Linked DNA regions of Homo sapiens: regions 1, 3 and 4 are each linked to region 2. A link is a loop called in an ENCODE intact Hi-C map of the cell type or tissue named here. Cell type or tissue: PC-3. All regions are shown on one strand. Links, peaks and the distances in the headings refer to the core of each region. The heading gives the core; the rest is flanking DNA.

Region 1 (5,899 bases), core at 513-5,512, 58 kb after region 2:
GTCTAATAGGTACTTCTGTTTGAGACTTGAGGTACAAAATTGTTTTAATAATGACTTAACCTTGAACTAATTTTGAGTGTTAAAGGTTTCACTCCATACTAGAGAATAAAGTTGAAAGGGTTTTTTTTCTAAGTGAATGACCAAAGCATTATTTTGCTAAAGCAATAAACCTCAACTGTAAATCGTGCCATGCACTAAGTAGGTCACTGAAAACTAAAATGATATCAGATGTAGTCTAGGATTTCAGTTTAGCAGGATTATCTTTTCTAATTGCTGTTAAAATAAAACAACTACTTTTACTAAAAGCTTGGGGGTATGCTAGAGTGTTTTTAAAGCTATATTACAGCAAAAAAAAAAAAAAATTCTTCCCATGACAAGTTTTTATAAAAATGCTTCCATTCACCTTACTGCCTTAGAAAAATTATACACTGGATAGAATTTTGACTTTAAAGGTTTAGAGCCCTGGGATGCCACATGGGCACTGTGAATAGAATTTTCAATCAAGAACATAGTGAAACTCCATCTCTACTGAAAATGCAAAAATTAGCCAGGCATCGTGGCGCGTGCCTGTAGTCCCAGCTACTCGGGAGGCTGCAGGGGAATTGCTTGAACCTGGGAGGTGGAGGTTGTAGTGAGCATCATGCCACTGCACGCCAGCTTGGGCAACAGAGCGAGACTTCGTCTCAAAAAAAAAAAAAAAAAAAAGAATTTTCAATCAGGAACTGTCATGCCCTTCCTGGAAGTACTAGGAACACCACTGAATAAGCAAAGAATAAGTGAGAGAAGTTTCTTCTTATAGATCCCAGCTAAAGAAATGATAGAATTTGAATAGGACCACTTTATAACCCCAATAAATGGAGGGACCTGCCCATTGAGCATGAAGGGTTGAGAGCATCTCAAAAGTAGAGACAACCAGATATTGCACGTCTCCTGCTGGCAATGCCCCGCACTGTCTACAGAGTAGTCTTGCCCTACCCCACTCCCTCAAAAACAGCTTGAATCTGAACAAGCGTCTAGACCTAAATAGATATTTATAGGAAATATAAGAGAGAAAAATGTTATAGAACACCAAGGAGATGCCATCAGCAAAACTCATTTATGAAAAACTCTGCAAGATAAATAATCCAGTTTCCTCGGCAAATGAGTTACAAGGAATTAAGAAAAAGAAAAAGTGCCAGGCACATTGGCTCATGCTTATAAGGAGGACAAGACAAGAGGATGGCTTGAGCCCAGGAGTTCAAGACCAGCCTGGGAAACATAACGAGACCCTGTCTCTACAAAAAAATTTAAAAATTTAGCCTCATGTTGTGGTGTGTGCCTATAGTCCCCGCTACTTGGGAGACTAAAACAGAAGGATTACTTGAGCCCAGGAGTTCAAGGCTGCAGTGAGCTATGATCATGCCACTGCACTCCAGCCTGGGCAACAGAGTGAAACCCTGATCCTGTCACCCAAAAAAAAAGGAAAACTACATAGGTTAAGAGACAACTACTCATCACAAGGTGACCTTATATACTTCTTGATTCAAACAAACCAACTAAAAGAAAAATTACATAGATGAGGAGATTGAAAACCCCCGGATATTTTTATCATAGTTAAGCAACAATTGTCATTTGTTTTAGAAATAATAATGGTATTTTGATTATGTTGAAAGAGAAAATCCTTATATTTTGAAGACACAGACTGAAACATTTACAGATTTTTAAGAATTAATTTCTTATTTGACAAAGGAGGTATGTTCTGGGATTACTTCCTCAAAGAATTATGACTCTTTCCTCTTCCCCACCCTGAGCTAAAGTTCCCCTCCATCATATTTCAGTACTACCTTGTGTATATCTCCATCTTTGCACCTCCATGTTGCATAATAATCTGTTCATGTGAGTGTTTCTACCACTAGACCGAGCATCATTAGGTCGGTGATCATGCCATAATTGATTTGGTTTCTCCAATTCCTGACACATGGTGAATCAATAAATGAATGAATGCATGAACAATTCATTAACACCAATATTTTATTTTCAGCTCTACATGCTTATAGTAGCCAGGAGTTTCAAACTCCCCAATGCAAATGATGAATGGTTTCTGATTCCCAAGCTATAGAATTACCAAACAGCTTTCAGTCTCACTGTTTTAGCCATGTCTTCCTCCAAAGAATCGATGATTAATAGTCATAATAGCCAACTTTTATAGCCCACTTCCTATACACTGGGCACTGTTCCGAGTACTTATGTTTTAAATAATATTTTCATTACAGTCCTTTGACGTAAGGCCTAGTCTGATCATTCTCATGTTAGAGAAGAGAAACTGAAACACAGAGATGTGGGTCAGTGTCCAAGGTCTCTCATAAGGGGCAGACCTGGGATTCATACCCAGGAAAGCTGCTTCCAGAACATCTTCACTTGACCATGCTCAACAACCTCCCTAAGATAACTAGAGCCTTGCTAACCTAGTAGGTGTGGACTTTGCAGAAAGCTGCGTCTCTGGGCCATTGCAGTTCCAAGCACTTGATTCATAAGTGATCACTTTATTCATGCCAAAAAACACTATGAAATAAAGGCAACCTTAGGAAGATAAATAATCAGTATCAGAATAATGTAAGATAAAATACCATAGCAGAAGACTGTAAGATTGTCTTCAGATGTTTTGGGGGTTTTCTGTTTGTTTGTTTTTTGTTGTTGTTATTTTTTGTTTTGAGACAGAGTCTCTCCCTGAAGCCCAAGCTAGAGTGCAGTGGCACAATCTTGGCTCACTGCAACCTCCAATTCCTGGGTTCAAGTGATTCTCGTGCCTCAGCCTTCCAAGTAGCTGGGACTACAGGAACCTACCACCACACCTGGCTAATTTTTGTATTTTTAGTAGAGATGGAGTTTCGCCATGTTGGCCAGGCTGGTCTTGAACACCTGACCTCAGATGATCCACCTGCCTCGGCCTCTGAAGGTGCTGGGATTACAGGTGTGAGCCACAGCTTTCAGATGTTTAGTCAATCAAATTACTTCCCACTTCAGTACAGACATTTTGCCCAGCTAGTTAAAGAGTATTTTCTCGGGATGAGATCAGATGTGGCATTGACCCCATACATAAGACACCCATCATCTGACTGGGAACAAAAAATGAATTCCCAATTTAGCTCTTTCCTTGTGCCTCCTGCCCCATCTGGATACTGCTTCTTTCTTGGAATAATATCACAGTTAATCAAGGTTACAAAAACACGGAACATTCCTCCCTCATTTGAGGAATTTGGGATTGGTCAAAATCATTGTTGAACAAAATATCTAAGACAGAATGGGATAGAATTTACTTGATCTTTCCTTTTTTTCTTTTTCCAAGGAAGAAAGAGTCTCACTGACTCCAGGATTCTTGGCTTAGCCATTACTCAAGCCACAAATACTTCAGTTATCCAGTGAGTCAGCAGCCTTCAACCACACTTTTAAATAAAGGCCTTCTATCATGATATTTTTCATATGTGTTTTACTCCCTGTTGTATACCCTATAAATGCTAAGCTGTTACGATTTTTTTTTCCTCTCATTTCTTTCTGCGGAGATAGACCTGACATTTCTTTCAAGAAGACTGTTACTTATTTTCTACTAAGACTCAAACGACAAACTTTCTAGTGAATTCAATTGGGAGCTTCTTCTGGCCAATTCTAGCATTATTCTTTTTTTTCTCTTTTTTTTTTTTTTTTTTTTTTTGTTAATTTTTCTTTTTTTTCTTTGCAGACGGAGTCTCACTCTGTCGCCCAGGCTGGAATGCACTGGCACGATCTTGGCTCACTGCAACCTCCACCTCCTGGGTTCAAGCGATTCTCCTGCCTCAGCCTCCCAAGCAGCTGGGATTACAGGCATGCACCACCAGACCCAGCTAATTTTTTTTTTTTTTTCTGAGACGGAGTCCTGCTCTGTCACCCAGCTCCAGGGTTCAAGCAATTCTCTTGCCTCAGCCTCCCAAGTAGCTGAGATTACAGGCTCCCGCCACCATGCCCAGCTACTTTTTCTGTATTTGTAGTAGAGATGGGGTTTTGCCATGTTGGCCAGCCTGGTCTCAAACTCCTGACCTCAGGTGATCCGCCCACCTCAGTCTCCCGAAGTGCTGGGATTACAGGCGTGAGCCATCGTGCCCGGCCTTTTTTTTTTTTTTTCCCTACCTTATTGTGGTACAACATGCATATATAAAATATACAGTTTTAGCCATTTTTAATTATACAACTCAGCAGCATTAAGTACATTCACACTGCTATGCAACCATCACCACCATTTATCTCCAGAACTTGCTTCATCTTCCCAAATTTAAACTGTGTATCTCTTAAATTCAAATTCCTATCCCCCAACCTAGGCCTAGCAACCACCATTATACCTTCTGTCTCTCCTAATTTGTTCTTTGCTATTTCGATGGTTTTAATAAATGTAATTGGCCGGGTGCGGTGGCTCATGCCTGTAATCCCAGCACTTTGGGAGGCCGAGGCCGGTGGATCACGAGGTCAGGAGATCGAGACCACGGTGAAACCGTGTCTCTACTAAAAATACAAAACATTAGCCGGGCGTAGTGGCGGGCGCCTGTAGTCCCAGCTACTCGGGAGGCTGAGGCAGGAGAATGGCGTGAACCCGAGAGGTGGAGCTTGCAGTGAGCCGAGATTGCACCACTGCACTCCAGCCTGGGTAACAGAGTGTGACTCCGTCTCAAATAAATAAATAAATGTATTAATCATGATAAGGGCAGTGGGTTGCTAAAACAAAGAAACCTATACCTTTTTCTCCTTAAATCCATTTTTCAACTTTCAGTTATTAAATTTATAAATGATCCTTCCTTTTACAAGTAAGGCTAGAGTGCAGTGGCGTGATATTGGCTCACTGCAACCTCCACCTCCTGGGTTCAAGCAATTATCCTGCTTCAGCCTGGGATTACAAGTGCTCTCCACCACTCTTGGCTAATTTTTGTATTTTCGATAGAGACAGGGTTTTGCCATGTTGGCCAGCCTTGTCTTGAACTCATGACCTCAGGTGATCCACCTGCCTCAGCCTCCAAAAGTGCTGGGATTACAGGCACGAGCCACCTCACCCGGCCTTTTTTTGTTTTTGAGACCGAGTCTCACTCTGTAGCCTAGGCTGGAGTGCAGTAGTGTGATCTCGGCTCACTGCAACCTCCACCTCCCAGCTTCAAGGGATTCTCCTGCCTAAGCCTCCTGAGTAGCTGAGATCACAGGTGCGTGCCACCACGCCCAGCTAATTTTTGTATTTTTAGCAGAGACGGGGTTTCACCATGTTGGCTAGGGTGGTCTCAATCTCTTCACCTCATGATCCGTCTGCCTCGGCCTCCCAAAGTGCTAGGATTACAGGCATGAGCCACCTCGCCCGACTGATCCTTACTTTTGATGCTCTGTTTTAATCCACTTGTCTGCACACTGCTTTTAGGCACATTTTATGTGGTTCTTAATATAATCAAATATTGGGCAGGAAAAAGAAAGGGTCTCTGATTAAAAACAAGTTTAAGGGCTGGGCGAGGTGGTTCACACCTGTAATCCCAACATTTTGGGAGGCTGAGGTGGGAGGATCACTAGAGGCCACAAGTTTGAGATGAGCCTGGGCAATATAGCAAGACCCCATCTCTACAAAAAAAAAAAAGTAAAAAATTAGTCAGGCATGGTGGCATGTGCCTGTAGTCCCAGCTACTGCAGAGGCTGAGGTGGGAGGATAGTTTGAGCCCAGGAGTTTCAGGCTGAAATGAACTATGATTGCACCATTGCACTCCAGCCTGGGCAACAGAGCAAGAGTCTGCCTCAAAAAAAAAAAAAAAAAAAAAAAAAAAAACTAAATAAATAAATTTAAAGTGTGCTGGAGAAATAAGTTGTACCATTGGTTTTCCAAAGGCTTTAAATTATATGTATTTCAGTGACATCTTTCTTCATG
Region 2 (5,899 bases), core at 384-5,383:
TCCCATGATTCTGTGGGAGGGGCACCCATGTAAAAGGGGTCCCCTTAGGCCCCGAATTTACCATGGCCTGGGTAATAGGCCTATTTGCTGGGAGAATATAAAGCTAGTCCACCATGGCTTGCATATGAAGCATATTAACTGCTTCATCTGGGGGGCTTCACTTGGTATTTTATAGGGAGAGTTGGGCAGTCCCCTTCTCAGAGCAAACCGACCTTATAATGGCATTCTGCGGTCCACTAGGCTGATTGCTTTCTTAGGAATAACCCCCTGTGCATTTGGAACACGTATACTCAGTGATTGTTCAGTAATGAGCTGTGGGTCCTGCATTAATCCAAACAAGCTCTTAAATTGTGTAGCATTTAGGCCGGTGCGGTGGCTCACACCTGTAATCCCACCACTTTGGGAGACCAAGGCAGGCAGATCACCTGAGGTCAGGAGTTCAAGACCAGCCTCGCCAACATGGAGAAACCCCATCTCTACTAAAAATACAAAATTGGGCATGGTGGCGCATGCCTGTAATCCCAGCTACTTGGGAGGCTGAGGCAGGAGAATCACTTGAACCCAGGAGGCAGAGGTTGCCGTGAGCCGAGATTGCTCCATTGCACTCCAGCCTGGGCAACAAGAGCCAAACTCTGCCTCAAAAAGAAAGAAAGAAAGAAATTTGATCCCACCACTTACTTGGCAGCTGTGCAACCTTAGGCTAAGAAAGAGAAGATGGGAGGTGACGGGGAGCCTCACCCAGTGTCAGTGGAGAGACTTAGGAGAGCCCTCCTCGGCTGACAGCATGGCAGGAAGGGTAAATAATAATTGAGTTTTGGAATCAGCTGGACCTGGGTCCTAATCCGACTTCAGATTCTTTAGCTGCCATGTTCTTGGGTACACTACCTAGTCTCATCTGTAAAACTGGAACCTTGAAGTAGCTATCTCCTAAGGTTGCTATGAGAATAAAATGAGACAATGTATGAAAAGAGATGACAGCCCCAGGCACCTCATAAATGCTCAGTTAATAGTGGCTTATTTGTCCGGATACACTAGAATTCCTGCCCTCCCATCCCACCTTTCTCCTCACTGATAGTGAGACTCCCTGATAGTGAATGAGTGAATGTCAAAATGAAGAGACAATTGGCAAGTAAAATAAAGAGACACTTGGCAAGTAAAATAAATGTTCTTCGCTGTTTAGACACAGGAATTCTATTTATTCATTGACAATATGCAGCCAATGTTTATTGAGCATCCGGCACCACTTTAGGTCTATCCTAAGGGTACCATCATGATGCAAATATTATAATCGCAAGTTTACAGCTGAAGAAGCGGAGCCACCATGCAGGGGGTGACAGACCCCTGAGTGTTCAAGCTGCAACCTGGACCCAAACCTTCTAACTCCAAGGATACACTCCCTTCCTTAGTGAGCTCATCCAGTGGTCTAGCTTTACATGCCGTCAACAATGCTTATAATTACCAAATGTAGAGCCCCTCCAGCTCAGACATCTACCCTGAACTCTCTTTTTTTTCCTTTTTTCTAGAGACAGGGTCTCTTCTGTTGCCCAGGCTGGAGTGCAGTGGCATGATCATGGCTCACTGCAGCTTAAAATTCCTAGGTTCAGGCAATCCTCCTGCCTCAACTTGCTGAGGCGCTAGGACTACAGGTATGCACCACCATGCCCGGCTAATTTATTTAATTTTTTGTAGAGTTAGGGGGTCTCACTACGTGGCCCAGGCTGTTCTTGAACTCCTGGCCTCAAGAGGTCCTCCTGCCTTGGCCTCTCAAAGTGTTGGGATTACAGGTGTGAGCCACCATGCCCAACCTCCCCTGAATTTCAACTCTTTTATCCAATATATATTTTTTGATATTTCTAGTGGGATGTCTAATAATCGTCTCAAATTTAATGTACAAAGCCAAGTTGTTGACAACCATACCCTCCCTCCAGCCAACCAGGTACTCTCACATTTCTCATCAATCTCAGTACATAGCCAGTCCATTCTTATCAGTTGCACAAATAAAAACTTTGGAATCATCTTTGACTCTTCTACACCCATGTAATCTGTGGATAAATCTTTTCAATTCTACTACAAAAAAAATATACAGAATCTGACCACCATCCACCTCCTCCATGCCACCAACCTGGTCCAGGCCACCCCCATCTCTTGCCCGAATAACTCGCTAGAGCCCTTACTGGCTTCCCTGCTCCCACCCTTGTTTACCAACAGGCCAATTTCCAACCTTGAAATCAGTGTGATTTTGTTAAAACATGAATCAGATCACACTGTTTTTTTTGTTTGTTTGTTTGTCTGTTTTTGTGAGACAGAGTCTTGCTCTGCCACCCAGGCAGGAGTGCAGTGGCATGATCTTGGCTCACTGCAATCTCTGCCTTCTGGGCTCAAACGATTCTCCTGCCTCAGCCTCCCAAGTAGCTGGGATTACAGGCACCTGCCACCACGCCCGGCTAACTTTTGTATTTTTAGTAGAGATGGCATTTCACCATGTTGACAAGGCTGGTCTTGATCTCCTGACCTCAGGTGATCCGCCTGCCTTGGCCTCCCAAAGTGCTGGAATTGCAGGCGTGAGCCACCACACCCAGTTGAGACCCTGCCTCTTAAATTTAATTAATTAACTGAATTTTTAAAATTGAAAAACTGTCCAACAGCTTCCCATCTCATGTTCTATGCATAATCTACGATCTGTGCATGATCCATGACCTGTCTGTGAGCTCTGTGTGATCTGTTCATGATCTATGTATGATCTATGATCTGTGCATGATCTTTACATGATCTTTCCATGGTCTACACAGGACCGCCCCATCCTTACCCTCCTGTCTTCACCTCATGATCCTTTCTCACTTTCTCCAGATACATTGAATATGCCAGGGTCTCTCCTGCCTTCTCTCCTTTGCCTTCGTGGCTCATTCCCTCTCTTCTTTTCAGGTCTTCATTCCACTAGGTAGGTCTTTTTACATAGTACCCCACCCTTCCCCCAGCTCAGTTATCACTTCTAAGATGCCATAGATTTCCCTGGTCTATCTCTCTCTTTTTTTTTTTTTTTTTTTTTTTTTTGAGACAGAGTCTTGCTTGTTGCCCAGGCTGGAGTGCAGTGGCACAATCTCAGCTCACTGCAACTTCCACCTCCCGTCCTGGGCTCAAGTGATCCTACCATGTCAGCCTCCCGAGTAGCTGGGACAACAGGAATGCACCACCACGCCCGGCGAGTTTTTGTATTTTTTTGTAGAGATGGGGTTTCACCATGTTGTCCAAGCTATCTATGTCATTTTCCATCTGTCTCCTTGCACTAGAATGTAAGTTCTTCAAAGACAGAGATCTTTGTTGTGCTCACAACTCACCCGTCTCCTTAGCACCTAGAAGATTGCTTAGCACACATGTTTAATAAATATTTGTTGAATGAATGAGTAATTAAATAAACGTAATACTTTCTTCTACAAACTGTGCCTAAGAAGATAGCCATGTGCAAAGGCTAAAACTCTGATGTTAGAGAAAGGATTTTATTTATTTTTTGAGACAGAGTGCAATGGCACAATCTCAGCTCACTGCAACCTCCGCTTCCTGGGTTCAAGCAATTCTCCTGTCTCAGCCTCCTGAGTAGCTGGGATTACAGGCATGCACCACCACATCCATCTAATCTATGTATTTTCAGTAGAGACCGGGATTTTGCCATGTTGGCCAGGCTGGTCTTGAACTCCTGACCTCAGGTGATCCGTCCACCTTGGACTCCCAAAGTGCTGGGATTACAGGTGTGAGCCACCTTGCCGGGCCTAATTTTTGTGTTTTTAGTACAGATGGGGTTTTACCATGTTGGCCAGGCTGGTCTCAAACTTCCAACCTCAAGTGATCCACTGGCCTCAGCCTCCCAAAGTGCTGGGATTACAGGCGTGAGCCACTGCGCTGGCCCCAAATGTTCTTAATCACTGATGCAAGTAGACAAGAGGGCAGAAGTACAGGAAATAATTCAGACCACAGGCCTAGGAGCCAGAAGGGAGATTTCTATTCTTAATTCTCTGCCATTGGGCTTCCAGAGCCTCCTTCCAGAGCCTAATAGTTTGGATTCTATTAGTCAGCATTGATTTGGGTTTACTTCAGTTTAATTTAGTAGGAACCTCCAGCTAAGCTCCAGAGTGGAGAGGAGTACAAATTTTCATTTTCACCAAGGTCTTGTTTATAAAGAAATGAATTTAGTCACATTTTACCTTGGCAGGCAGCCCGTTTGTCCCATACTGCCCCAGAGAAAAGCTACTGTAACAAAGGCAGACACATAGTAGACGTGTTAAAGAGCTTGAGGGTCATCCAGTAGGTTTTGCCAACCTCCAGACAACTCTGCCTGTTACTGAGTCTCAGCTTATCCAGTAAAAGTCCCACCTAGAGCCACAAGATTAAAACTGCTGGATGAGGCTCATCTCGAACAGCCCCACACTGGCAGCCAAGAATCCCAAAAGAAAAAAAAAAGAAAAACTTGCTAAACTGGTTGCCAAGGACACTTTGCTTTGAATGAGACTCTACTTTGAGAGGGAGAAGCAAAGGTGAAGAGAGGAGAGTAAATCTCAGGCTGTGCTTCTCCCCTGAACTTCAACCCCAGGAAAACGGCATAGCTAAATTACAAAAGGACTTCCAAATTGGGGCATGTGTCTAGGCAACTTCCCAGGAGAAGACAATACGAATGTGCAAATTCCATATTGCAGATAATCTCTTCTACCTGAAAAAAAATGCAAAACTGAGAGGAGAGGAGGCAATACTTAGTGCTGTTATGCAGGAAGAACTGTTCTTTTTTTTTTTTTTTTGAGACAGAGTCTCACTCTGTTGCCCAGGCTGGAGTGCAGTGGCACGATCTCAGCTCACTGGATTCAAATGATATTCCTGCCTCAACTTCTCAAGTAGCTGGGATTACAGGCATGAGCCACCATGCCCCACTAATTTTTATATTTTTAGTAGAGATGGGGTTTCACCATCTTGGCCAGGCTGATCTTGAATTCCCGACCTCAAGAGATCCACCCACCTCAGCCTCCCAGAGTGCTGGGATTACAGGCATGAGCCACTGCACTCAGCCAGAACTGTTTTTTTTTTTTTGTTTTTTTTTTTGTTGTTGTTGAGATGGAGCCTTGCTCGTCGCCCAGGCTGGAGTGCAATAGCACGATCTCGGCCCACTGCAACCTCTGCCTCCCAGGTTCAAATGATTCTCCTGCCTCAGCCTCCTGAGTAGCTGGTATTACAGGCATGCACCACCACACTCAGCTCATTTTTTTGTGGAGATGGGGTTTTACCATGTTTAGTAGAGATGGGGTTTCACCATGTTGGGTCAGGCTGGTCTTGAAATCCTGACCTCGTGATCCCCCTGCTTCGGCCTCCCAAAGTGCTGGGACTACAGGCGTGAGCCACTGCATCAGGCCAGAACTGTTGTTTTATAGGAGACGAAGAGATTCACAAACAGCCAGGAGCTAGGTCCTCCCTGCTTTGTATTGAAGCCGGAAAATCGAAGAGATTCACAAACAGCCAGGAGCTAGGTCCTCCCTGCTTTGTACTGAAGCCAGAAAATCGTGGATTCATTGTCTGAGAATGAAGCCAGGTGCCGGGAATTTATGAGCCTTGAGGAAACTGACTGGAGAGAGAGCGCCTTCCCTAAAGTCTGTGTTCTCCCCTCTTTATAAATTGTATTGCAGAAGCATATTTCAAAAATATAAAAGTTGGCATGAATAAGACAACATTTGGGGTGTCCAGAAGGCACTGAGTAGTAGTGGGTGTGGTTGGAAGGCACTCAGGGAACACTGTCTTGGAATTAATCCCTTTCTGGGCAGAGCCCAAGCTTTGGCAGTTGATGGGAATTCCCCTAACAATGGTAGAATGACACTTTGGCCCAAATACATCGTGAGCTTTGTCCTAGACCAAGTTCCATTTTGAT
Region 3 (5,857 bases), core at 1-5,000, 270 kb after region 2:
TCAATAAATAAATAAATAAAATTTCTTAATTTTTATTATTAACATTCAAATTGACCTCATCACATGTATGCTATTGACATCCTGTTGGAGTTTGTTAATTATTTCTATTGGACCTGTGCTCTAGTGATGATCCTCACACCCCTGGGTGATACTCAGAGCAGACGGGATGCATGTCAGTCTCTTCTAGTGAGGTTTCCGTGGAGGCGCCAAGCATTTCTTCATTCATTTCTCCTCGCAGGAGTTCACTCACGGGGTATAGTTGTTACTGAGGAGCCACAGTCTTGTAAAGCTGCCAGTGTGAACGAAGATTCCGACATCTGCTTCAGATGGCTTTCTAGTCCCAACTTGTGGCAACTTGGCTCTCGTCCTCAGAATAATTATATTATTTCCTCAGAATAGTTATTATGTTATTTCAGGAGGAATGGGAAAGGGAGAGGAAAGGGTGGTTTGGATTTGGCGGGTGATGTCGGGGGAGGGGGGGACACTAAAAAGACCCCTCTCTCCGGATTTCCGATTCAGTGGAAGTAAGACCACAGGAGACATATGGAGAGCCATATGTCAGCCTAAGACTCCCAGCCAAGTGGGCCTGTGAGCACTGCAGCCCCGAATCACACAGACAGACCCACCTGGTCATGGGTATAGCCAGGTAACTGGTGGCCATGATGACTGTGGGAAACTGATTCCCAGATGGTGGAGAAAAGCAGGCAGGTGCTGCCTTTCTCCTTTCACCCCAGAGCACTTAGAGCAGCCCCCCGCCCCCCGCTCCTGTGGGGAGGGACTGGGGTTGGGGGAGGACAGAGGTGCCAGAGGAGGCCCCTCTGAAACCCTGGGGCAGGGAAATGGATGGAGAATGTTAGCATTATCCCATGTGAGAGCTGATTGAGGATGGATAAGAAATAATGGCTCATGGTTTCTGAAGGATTCTGCGTGTTGGACTCTGTGCCAAGAGCTTGCCAGGCATCGGCACATTGAAACCCCTGACAGCCCTTTGATTTGGGTGCTCTATGATGATATCTGCAGGTGCCACACACGGAAAGCCATTTGCAGGGGTTGTGTTCTTCTCACTGGCAGTTTTTACCCGTTATCTTTTTTGTAGTTCCTTTTTTTTTTAAACAAATGGGGATTACATGTATATGAACAGCTGAATTCTGTCTCTGTCTCTGTCTGTCTCTGTCTCTCCCTCTCTCTCTCTCTCTCTCTCTCTCTCTCTCTGTGTGTGTGTGTGTGTGTGTGTATGTATGTGTGTGTCTAACAGGAGGGGAGCATATGGGCAGAGGTACTGTCTTCTCGTTACCTAAAGTCTAACAGGACTAATAATGTGTTGGGCCATAGAAACAACTTGGATAGAGGGACTGTCAGTGTATTCAGTTAAACAGATAGGGATCATAACGGCTTGCAGTTAATCGAAATGAAGCGGCTGCTTAATATAGAAACAGCTTTTAAGATTCACATACCCAATAAAACAATTTAATCTGTGACTAGAACCACTATTTGTGGGCTCTTCTAAATGACTTCATAAAAGTTCTGGAGTTAGAATTTAAAGATCATTATTTCAGCATACAGAATATAATTTAAGAAGATTAACAGAAGGGAAGAAAACAATCTATTTTAACAGATCAAGTTGGTGTCCACACTTAGATCCTTAAATAATTGCCATTGATAATTGCTTGTATTTATTACATTCAGTGGAAAAAATGAGAGCATGACTAATATATCATTTGCTAGACAGAGCCGCTAAAGAAGAAAGCGAAACATCAAATGAGATCATTGTGCATATGTGTATGTGTGTGTGTGTGTGTATGTATGTATTAAAACGGAAGGAGGTTGGCATTTTCATGGTATTTAAAAATAAGGGGGAGAGGGGGGTGGATCCCAAACAGAAAGCTCCAATTATGCAATGCTGATGTGAACAGAGTAACTGTATTTATCTAAATTAATTCAGGAAACAGAGACTTTAAGAATAGATTTCTCATTAAAATGTGTTTTAGTTTTAATAGCTCTCTTCAGCAGTTTTTTAAAGTGGGGGTTGAAGCTGTGGGAATTAAGAGAAAATGGAATATAGAAATAGGAGTTGCTGGACGTAGGAGCCCTGTTTAGATTTCCTTGGGCATGATCTGCCCCCTGCTGGCTAAAATGTGTTTTACTACTTTAAAAACATTCTCATGCTTGAGAAAATAAGCCTGTTTGAATTATATAGGACTTCATAGATCAATTTTTCTCTCGCTTTATAAGTGAACATCGATTGGATAGGCTCCTCTGCTACTTGGTGGCAATGCCAGGTCCCTGGGCTTCTAGTCCAAGCCTCTTCCTTTGATTTCATTTTCAAGGTTGTTGCCTCTCTTAAGGTCTAGTTTTAATTTTGCCATTTTTGTGTACATTTAAATGAATGCTCATGCTATTACAGTTTTGAATATATGTGTGTGTGTGTGTGTATATATATATATATATAAATTTAAAACTTACTTGAATTTTCCATCTCATAAGGTCAGTGTTTGACTTTGGTTGATCTCTAGTACATTTGACATTGACTCTAGTTTTTCATACACCGTATAGGCCAGACAGGGTTTAGTTTATTATGGTGTATTAGTCCGTTTTCACACTGTTGATAAAGATATGCTCGAGACTGGGCAATTTACAAAAGAAAGAGGTTTAATTGGAGTTACAGGTCCACGTGGCTGGGGAAGCCTCACAATCATGGTGGAAGGCAAGGAGAAGCAAGTCACGTCTTACATGGATGGAAGCAGGCAAAGAGACAGTGAAGAAGATGCAAAGGCAGAAACCCCTGATAAAACCATTAGATCTCATGAAACCCACTCACTACTGCGAGAACAGCATGGGGAAACCACCCTCATGATTCAGTCGTCTCCCACCAGGTCCCTCCCACAACATGGCGGGAACCATGGGAGTACAATTCAAGATGAGATCTGGGTGGGGACACAGCCAAACCATATCATGTGGTCTTTGCAGTACATATGACTTCTTAAGGTGTATAATACAGACAAGGCCTGTGGCTAATTCATCTTTGCAGCCTGGTACCCAGCACAGTGTCTGGGAGAGGACCAGCATTCAACAGCTGCCAATCAAAGGATGAATATACAGAATGACTGTTGGTTCAGGATCTTTGCTTGCTTTGTGTGTTTTGGTTTTTCAAAACTTGAGTGATTTCTACTTAACCATGTCCTGGACTGGTAATTGAGTGTTTGGTCTTTTTCTATTTCTAGAAATACATTTAGAGGTGATAGTGTTGGAATGCGGAACAAAACTTGCATCCTCGATTAGAAAGGCACCAAGCAGAATAAGGCATGGGGGCGTGCTCTTGTAATATAGCAGATGAAAGAGGTGGAGTGGGAAACACAAAGAAAAAGGAACTGAAATTCATCGAGAAGACTTATTCTTGTGTATTCCTCAGAGGGGCCCAAGAGGCATTTTCTGTAGGGAAGCCGAGGCCCAGAACTGTTTGGTTGGCTTGCTGAAGAAACTTTAGCTATTGGCAACAAACATAGGATTTGAACTTCAGTCTCTCTGCCTGTGAAGTCTGTATTTCTGTTTTTTGTTTGTTTTTTGAGATAGAGTCTTGCTCTGTTGCCCATGCTGGAGTGCGGTGGCACAATCTCGGCTCCTCCTCCCAAGTTCAAGCAATTCTCCTGCTTCAGCCTCCCAGGTAGCTGGGGTTACAGGCGTGCACCATCATGGCTGGCTAACTTTTTTTTATCGTATTTTTACGATATGAGGTTTCACCATGTTGGTCAGGCTGGTCTCCAACTCCTGACCTCAAATGATCTGCCTGCCTCAGCCTCCCAAAGTGCTAAGATTACAGGCATGAGTGAAGTCTGTATTTCCAGAACAGAATCCTACTTTCTGGTACAGCTTCCAAACAAAAGGGCTTTGTTTGGCTTGCTAAGACCTTTGGAGTTAATCTTTTAGGCAGTAGAGAAGTTTCCCAAGTTCATCTAACAATTGAAGGAATGATCCGATTTATATTTTGAGAAAATCATGTGGATCAAGGGAATTGATTTCTAAGTAGTGTTATAGATGGCAGCAAAAAGTTTTGTGTAAAGAGCCAAAGAGTGTATATTTTAGGCTTTGTGGGCGAAAGCACCTCTGTTGCAACTAATCAACTCTGCCCTTGTAGTGTGAAAGCACTCAGTATGCAACGCACAGCCTGCACTGTGTTCCAATAAAACTTTATTTATAAAAACAGGCAGCAGGTCAGAGTTGAGGACCATTGTTTGCTGACACATGGGCTGGATCTAGAAAACTGCCAGCCTTGATGTGTGCTGCTGGGAGGCTAGCGTGTCCTGTGCACCAAAGGCCCTGCTCGTATCAGATTCCTTTTCCTTCAGGTGTGTCATGGATCCCTCCTCTCTGCTCACCCGAGGACATTGCTGCATCTCTGAGCCTCCTTGCCCTGGATTCTTTGACCTCTCTCTCAACTGGATTGTTGACGTTATTCAAAATCTTTTAGTATGTTCCATCTTGGAAAAAAATACAAAAGATGCTCGTTTGGTTCCACAGCCTCATTCAACTACTCCTTCGTCTCAGCAAGCTGCCCCCACGCCCCCCACCATGGCGCCCCATCCTATATTTCTTCCTGGCTCTCCACGGCCACTCCTCAGCTTCTCAGTCATTTTTCATCTGCTGTCTTCTCACCCACCTGCGTTTTCTTCTCTGAGTCTGCAGGACTCTCCAAGTTTATACACCCTCAACTTCTCATTTGAGTCCCAGACTTAAGTCCCAGTGCCCCTTAGGTGTCATCACTGAGATGTCTCAGGGGTGGCATGTTCTAAAGTCAGTATCATCTTCTCCCAGAAACTTGTCCCTCCTCTTGTGCCTCCTATTCTCAGCCAGTAGCCTCTCCATCCTACCCTGTCCCAAGCCTGAGATCTGGAAGTGATTCTTCCCCGCCGCCACCAAATTAAGGTAAACTTACACACGGTAAAGTATGCCAGTCATAAGCATCCAGTTTGATGAGTTTTGACAAATGCACAAACCTGGTGGTACCAATTCCTGAATCATCACGCCAGCAAACACTCAGGGGCCCCAGGAGTCATCCCTGATGCCTCCCTGTCACTTGCTGCCCACCCCCTGGCCAGGCCCCTCAGCAATCCTGTCCCTTTCCCTCCAGTCTTTCTTGGGCCTCTCACTTCATCTCTGCTGCCCCCGCGGCCCTTCCCGCATCACCTTTTTGGTCTCCCTGATTCTTCTCTTGCCTCCTTTCTGTCCATTCTCCACGCAACAGTCAGAATGATTCTTTGGGGCCTGGTGGCTCATGCCTGTAATGCCAGCACTTTGGGAGGCCGAGGCGGGTAGATCACCTGAGGTCAGAAGTTCGAGACCAGCCTGGCCAACATGGTGAAACTCCGTCTCTACTAAAAATTACAAAAATTAGCTGGGCGTGGTGGCAGGCGCCTGTAATCCCAGCTACTCGGGAGGCAGGAGAATCGCTTGAACCTGGGGAGGTGGTGGTTGCAGTGAGCCAAGATTGCGCCACTGCACTCCAGCCTGGGAGACAGAGCGAAACTCACACACACACACACAAAAGAACGATCCTTTAGAAGCTTAAATCTGATCATGACACTCTCCTGCTTAGGAACTGTCTTGTGACTTTCCATTGTGCTTACAAAAAATTCTCACAATTTTTAATACAGCCTGTGGCCCCCCATCAGTGCTTTGGGTTTGTTTTCACATTTTCATTATTATAGTTAGAAAGTTTTTTTTTTTTTTTTTTTTTTTTTAAAGCAAAACAAAACAATATAAGCTCCTTTTGGTTAATCTGAATGCACACATTTTTGCCAAAGCCTGTGTTTGTGTTGGCTGGCCTGCTGGCACAAGGCATAGAACTGTAATTGCCTTGGGC
Region 4 (5,899 bases), core at 412-5,411, 69 kb before region 2:
TATCTCTGGCCTTACCCTGCCTTCCTGCCTCCAGAGTCTGAGATGGAGAAAGGCAAAGTCAGATGGAGGATAGAGCTGGGCAGGGAGTTGCTGCCAGCAACAATTGGAGTTGCTGGTTTGCTTTCAACACTGACCCCACTTTATTGGCCATGAGTTAAGGCAGTCAAATGGGCATCTAGGAAACATGACCAAGATCTGCATTAGGGAAGCAAAGCAGATTAAAAGGCACAATTGCTGGCCAGGCATGGTGGCTCACACCTCTAATCCTAGTGAGAGGTGAAGCCAGTTGGACTTCCTGGGTCGAGTGGGGTGGGGTCTTGGAGAAATTTTCTATCTAGCTAGAGGATTATAAATGCACCAATCAGCTCTGTGTCTAGCTAAAGGTTTGTAAACGCACCAATCAGCACTCTGTAAAAACGCACCAATCAATGCTCTGTGTCTAGCTGAAGGTTTGTAAATGCACCAATCAGCACTCCGTAAAACGGACTGATCAGTGCTTTGTAAAATGGACCAATCAGCAGGATGTAGGCAGGGCCAAATAAGGGAAAAAAAGCTGGCACCCAAGCCAACAGGGGCAACCTGCTTGAGTCCCTTTCCACATTGTGGAAGCTTTGTTCCTTCACTCTTCATGATAAATCTTGCTGCTGCTCACTCTTTGGGTCCGCACTACCTTTATGAGCTGTAACACTCACCACGAGGGTCTGTGGCTTCATTCCTTAAGTTAGCAAGACCACGAACCCACAGGGAGGAACAAACAACTCCGGGCACACCACCTTTAAGAGCTATAACACTCACTGCGAAGGTCTGTGGCTTCACTCCTGTAGTCAGCAAAACCACAAACCCACCGGAAGGAAGAAACTCCAGACACATCTAAACATCTGAAGGAACAAACTCTGGACACACCATCTTTAAGAACTGTAACACTCACCGTGAGGGTCCGTGGCTTCATTCTTGAAGTCAGGGAGACCAAGAACCCACCGGAAGGAACAAACTCCGGACACACTAGCACTTACAGGAGGCCCAGGTGGGAAGATCACTTGAGGCCAGGAGTTTGAGACCAGCCTGGGCAACGTAGTCAGACCCCATCTCTACAAAAAAATTTAAAAAATTAGCCGAGCATGGTGGCAAGTGCCAGTAATCCCAGCTACTCTTGGAGGCTGAGGCAGGAAGAGCCCTTGAGCCCAGGAGCTGGAGGCTGCAGTGAACTATGATCAAACCACTGTAGTCCAGCCTGAGTGACAGAGTGAGACCCTGCCTCTAAAAAAATAAAAATAAAAGGCACAATTGCTTAAAATACAAAATCTGTGCTCTGTGCAAAAGACACCAAACTGGAAAACTGGAGCTCCAGCTTTGACCCCCTAGTCAGCCATCACGTGGCTCTGTGAACTGAACTCCTTACCAAATACCATTTCCTTGCTATGCGAACTAAAGCAAATATATAAAATTATGTTGGATATAGAATTTCTAAAGCTCATCTCAATACCAGCTTCAACCCGAGACTCAGTTTGTGCTACGCACAGCCCAATAATTATTGTGTCTTCCTGGAAAAACGGAGCCCTTAAGCCAAATTCTCTTCCCATGTGATTAAAGAAAAAACTGTGCTAAAGACTAAACTGAGAACCTCAGCTAGAATCTACAGGATGTGATTTTTTTTTTTTAAGCCTAAGTGTATGAGTAGCATAAATCTCCAAGGTCTTCCCCGGAGGGACAGAGTTTAAAAGATGTACCCAGAAAGAACGGAGTTTTGCTGTTTGACATTTCCAAGGAAACGTTCAAGTGCCCCAGTCAAGTTCAGTCCCGTTTAAGGGAGAAAATTCGAAGTTTGTTTTTCAGCTCAGCCTGACTAGCAAGGATTTGATGAGTGTGTTTGTTTTGTGTCTTCCTGTGTGCAGTGTTGGCCTTCTAAGAGCCAGTAGGCTCTATCACGAAATAAAAACCAGCAGCCATCGATGTGCCTGCTGCCGGAATGCTGCACGTTCTCTAAGCCCCATCTTTACTCAGCAAATCAGATCATTGTGGGTCAGAGCCATGACAGCAGCCAACACTGAGGATTCTCAGGGGTCACAGGAGGGGTGACTCTTGGGTGGCTTTCTCTGCCAGACATAGTGCTTGCTGGACTTGCGTCATGACCACGCACTTCTTGGCAATGTCTAGGCTTTGCATGGTGAGAAGAGAAGGCAGTGGCTATATCAATCACTTTGTTGTTGTTGTTGTTGTTGTTGTTGTTGTTGTTGTTGTTGGAGACAGGGTCTCTCTCTGTCACCCAGGCTGGAGGGCAGTGGTGCAATCTCAACTCACTGCAGCCTCCAACTCCTGGGCTCAAGTGATCCTCCCACCTCAGCCTCCTGAGAAGCTGAGACTAAAGGCGTGCACCAGGATGCCCAACTAATTTTTAAATTTTTTTGTAGAGCAGGGTCTTGCTATGTTTCCCAGGCTGGTCTCAAACTCCTGGGCTCAAGTGATCCTCCTGCCTCAGCCTCCCAGAGTGCTGGGATTACAGGCATGAGCCACTGCACCCGGCCCACTTGTACTTAATAGTTGCCTGGTCAACTCTCTCAGGAGCTGTTGCCAGCGTTGGAACTGACCAGGAGAGAGGCAAAAACATAGTGGTGCACAGCAGAAGAGAAGGGGTTTCTGATGGGACAAGGCAACAAAATGAATGTGTCACTGGTCCAAGCAGCAAAGCACTCATTTGTCCCCTTCAAATTTCAGACCCTCAGTATTGAAATGTCCTCAGGGTGATCTGAGGAACCAGATGAGAGTCTGATGCTAGGACCTCAAATGTCCTAAAATGTATTTAGATAAAGTACTAATTATTTCTACTTCGTTTCACAACTTTGCAAGAGAAACAGCCATTTTTATTTTGAGAGGTTCTTAAATAGGCACAGGAAAGTAATATAATTTGCCAAAGATGACAGAAAGTCTACGAGAAGTTGAAGTCTTTTTACCTTTTCACGTATTTTCTTTAAAAAAAAAAAGTATCCGGTTTCTTTGCAATATGCTGCAGTTTATCCTATTTATGAGGTTTGTTTTCTTATTGGATCAAGAGTTTGCTGGGGATGGGGAAAAAGAGACTTAGGGAATTTTTAAAAACTCGCCTTAAACACTTAGGGTTATTAATTCTCACGAAGAAAAATATTTATTTAAAGAGCTGATTCATCGTATTATAACCTTGCGAATAAACATACCAAGGGGCTGAGTATAGGGAGGAAATATGGAGAATTAGTCATGAAAAGCATTCAAAGGAAGAGGCCGGGCAGGAGAATTAGCAATGAATAGGGCCAGAAGGAGAAGGGGCCGCCAGTCAGTAAGCACCTGGTATTGACAGACTTTATTTCATTTAGTCTCAACCACAGGTAAACACAGTATCTCCATTTTATAGATGTGGAGACTGAGGCATGGGGCAGTACGTACATTATTTTGAGTTCATACAGGTAATACCTGATAGATCAAGGTTGGGAACAAAGGTTGGTCTGAGGGAAGTCTCTTTTCTACTCCACATACTACGATGGAAAGAAAACTGGACTTGGCCTGGCACAGTGGCTCACGCCTATAATCCCAGCACTTTGGGAGGCCGAGGCAGGCAGATCACTTGAGGTCAAGAGTTCGAGACCAGCCTGGCCAGCATGTTGAGACCCCCGTCTCTACTAAAAATACAAAAATTAGCCAGGCGTGGCAGTGCACACCTGTAATCCCAGCTACTTGGGAGGTTGAGGCAAGAGAATCACTTGACCTCGGGAGACAGAGGTTGCAGTGAACCAAGATTGTGCCACTGCACTCCAGCCTGGGCAACAGAGTAAGACTTCATCTAAAAGAGAGAGAGAGACAGACAAAGAGAGAGAAGGAAGGAAGAGAGGGAGGGAGGGAGAAGAAAGAAAGAAAGAGAGAGAGAAAGAGAAAGAGAGAAAGGAGAGGAGAGGAGAGGAGAAAGACTAAATGTAGGGAAGGGGAAAGGGAGCTGGTCTAAGTTTTAGACCCAGCTGTACTACTGGTTGACTGTGTGGCCTTAGGAAAAATGCCGTGATTCATCTGGGCCTTGGATTTCTGAGAGATTGAGGTCTGTGAAAGATTGAGGTCCATAACTTGAGGCAAGGTCCAAGCCCATCACTTTTTTTGGAGAAATAACATTTATTCTGCCCACTGTTGTAATCTAAACCAACCTGAGAATTTGTCATCCCTCTACATCGGTGCCATTGTGAAGGGGAGCTCACTGGGCATTGGGTCAGGCATAAATTAATATGTAACAGGGAACAAGTGTGTTTGGAAAGAAATGGGCTTTATCGTGCTCATCTCAGCACTGTCCACTAATTTAATTGAAGTATAATTTAAATATTATGAAATGTAGAGATCTTTGTGATTCAAGGGGGTTTGACAATTGTATACACATATGTAAACCACCACCCAAATTAAGTTAAACAACGTTTCAACACCCCAGAAAGTTCCCTCGTGCCCCTTTCCAATGAGTTCTACCAAGAAGGAAACCACTGTTGCGATTTCTGTCACCATCAATTAGTTTTACCTGTTCCAGAACTTCACCTACGTGTAATCGTATCTGTGAATCCATCTTCATTTCTAGAGGAACAGCTATGGTTCCAGGAGGTGGGTGGCAAATTATCTTCCTGTTGACTGTGGAGTCAGGGTTGTGAGGTCCATTCAGTGGCAGAATGAAAGTCAGATGAGATGTTGGTATTTGCTTCTTCACCCCAGGAAGTTCATAGATTTTTTAAAAACGAAATCTGGGACCGGGCACAGTGGCTCACGCCTGTAATCTCAGCACTTTGGGAGGCCGAGGCAGACGGATCACAAGGTGAGGAGTTTGAGACCAGCCTGGCCAACATGGTGAAACCCTGTCTCTACTAAAAAATACAAAAATTAGCCCGGCATGTAATCCCAGCTACTCAGCAGGCTGACGCAGGAGAATCGCTTGAACCCAGGAGGTGGAGATTGCAATGAGCCAAGATCGTGCCACTGCACTCCAGCCTGGGTGACACAGTGAGACTCAGTCTCAAAACAAAAAAAAAAGAAAAAGAATCTGGTTAGGTTATTTTGTAGGGTCTAACAACATAGGTGCACACATTGCTTTTTCAATTCATTAATATTCACTTAATGAGGTGAAAGTTTTACATCCTATGCATTTATTCATTCATTGATACATTTATCCAACAGACAGTTTATTATTGTCCAATTCTGTGCCTGGGGCTGTCTACGTGCTGGTTACAAATAAGATGCACCAAGTTTGTGTCTTCCGGGGGAACAAACGATTAACCTACTACCTGTTGTGAGATGCCAGATTAATATTGCTCTGTTCACTGGACAAACCAGAGTTTGAGTCTTAGCGCCACATTTCATTACTCATCCTGTTATTTATTCAAGACTTGCTATGTATCAGGCATGGTCCAATATTGCAGTAATACAAAAATAAATAAGGCATGGATGTATCCTCAAAGAATTTACCTTTTAGGGGTTATTGATCTCTGGCAAGAAGTCCCTACTTCTGGAAAATTCTCTCTGATTTCTCCAGTGTCATGTGCATAAAAAAAAAAATCGCCGGGTGCAGTGGCTCACACCTGTAATCCCAGCACTTCGGGAGGCCGAGACAGGTGAATCATGAGGTCAAGAGATCAAGACCATCCTGGCCAACATGGTGAAACCCGTCTCTACTGAAAACATAAAAATTAGCCAGGTGTGGTCGTGGGCACCTGTAATCCCAGCTACTCAGGAGGCTGAGACAGGAGAATCGCTTGAACCCGGGAGGCAGAGGTTGCAGTGAGCTGAGATCATGCCACTGCACTCCAGCCTGGGTGACAGAGCGAGACTCTGTCTCAAAAAAAAAAATCAGTGCATCTTTTCCATCTCAAGAGGCTTTGAATGGGAATCCCTGGGCAGCTTTTAGAGAGGT

Evidence for each region. Hi-C counts contacts between places; a loop is a spot of excess contacts. Peaks named below come from ENCODE experiments on the same cell type or tissue, not always from the same donor. Only the 100,000 strongest peaks of a DNase experiment are listed, where the experiment ranks them.
Region 1: a loop joins it to region 2, with 9 times the contacts of the local background. A loop is called at or near these places in 3 of 110 quality-filtered maps.
Region 3: it touches region 2 in a loop (6-fold over the local background); 2 of 110 quality-filtered maps call a loop at or near these places.
Region 4: a loop joins it to region 2, with 4 times the contacts of the local background. A loop is called at or near these places in 2 of 110 quality-filtered maps.

The regions. Positions count from the first base shown.
Region 1 is chr5:16,997,956-17,003,854 of GRCh38, reverse strand. No RefSeq gene overlaps it. Among named protein-coding and RNA genes, the nearest start is that of MYO10, 65 kb to the right of the region's middle. In PC-3, for the core only: no CTCF peak of the experiment used is centred there; a DNase peak (open chromatin) is centred at 3,404; H3K4me3 peaks cover 353 bases; H3K27ac peaks cover 1,724 bases.
Region 2 is chr5:17,056,100-17,061,998 of GRCh38, reverse strand. No RefSeq gene overlaps it. Among named protein-coding and RNA genes, the nearest start is that of MIR10522, 97 kb to the left of the region's middle. In PC-3, for the core only: no CTCF peak of the experiment used is centred there; DNase peaks (open chromatin) are centred at 3,348 and 4,448; H3K27ac peaks cover 2,665 bases.
Region 3 is chr5:16,787,488-16,793,344 of GRCh38, reverse strand. All of the region lies in intron 4 of MYO10 (myosin X), which reads left to right. Among named protein-coding and RNA genes, the nearest start is that of MYO10, 150 kb to the left of the region's middle. In PC-3, for the core only: a CTCF peak has its summit at 2,118 (motif pointing left); a DNase peak (open chromatin) is centred at 2,114.
Region 4 is chr5:17,125,388-17,131,286 of GRCh38, reverse strand. BASP1-AS1 (BASP1 antisense RNA 1) reads left to right here. Exons shown (of 3, transcript NR_027253.1): 3 at 1-1,259. Among named protein-coding and RNA genes, the nearest start is that of MIR10522, 28 kb to the left of the region's middle. In PC-3, for the core only: no CTCF peak of the experiment used is centred there; DNase peaks (open chromatin) are centred at 776, 3,216 and 5,336; H3K4me3 peaks cover 483 bases; H3K27ac peaks cover 3,601 bases.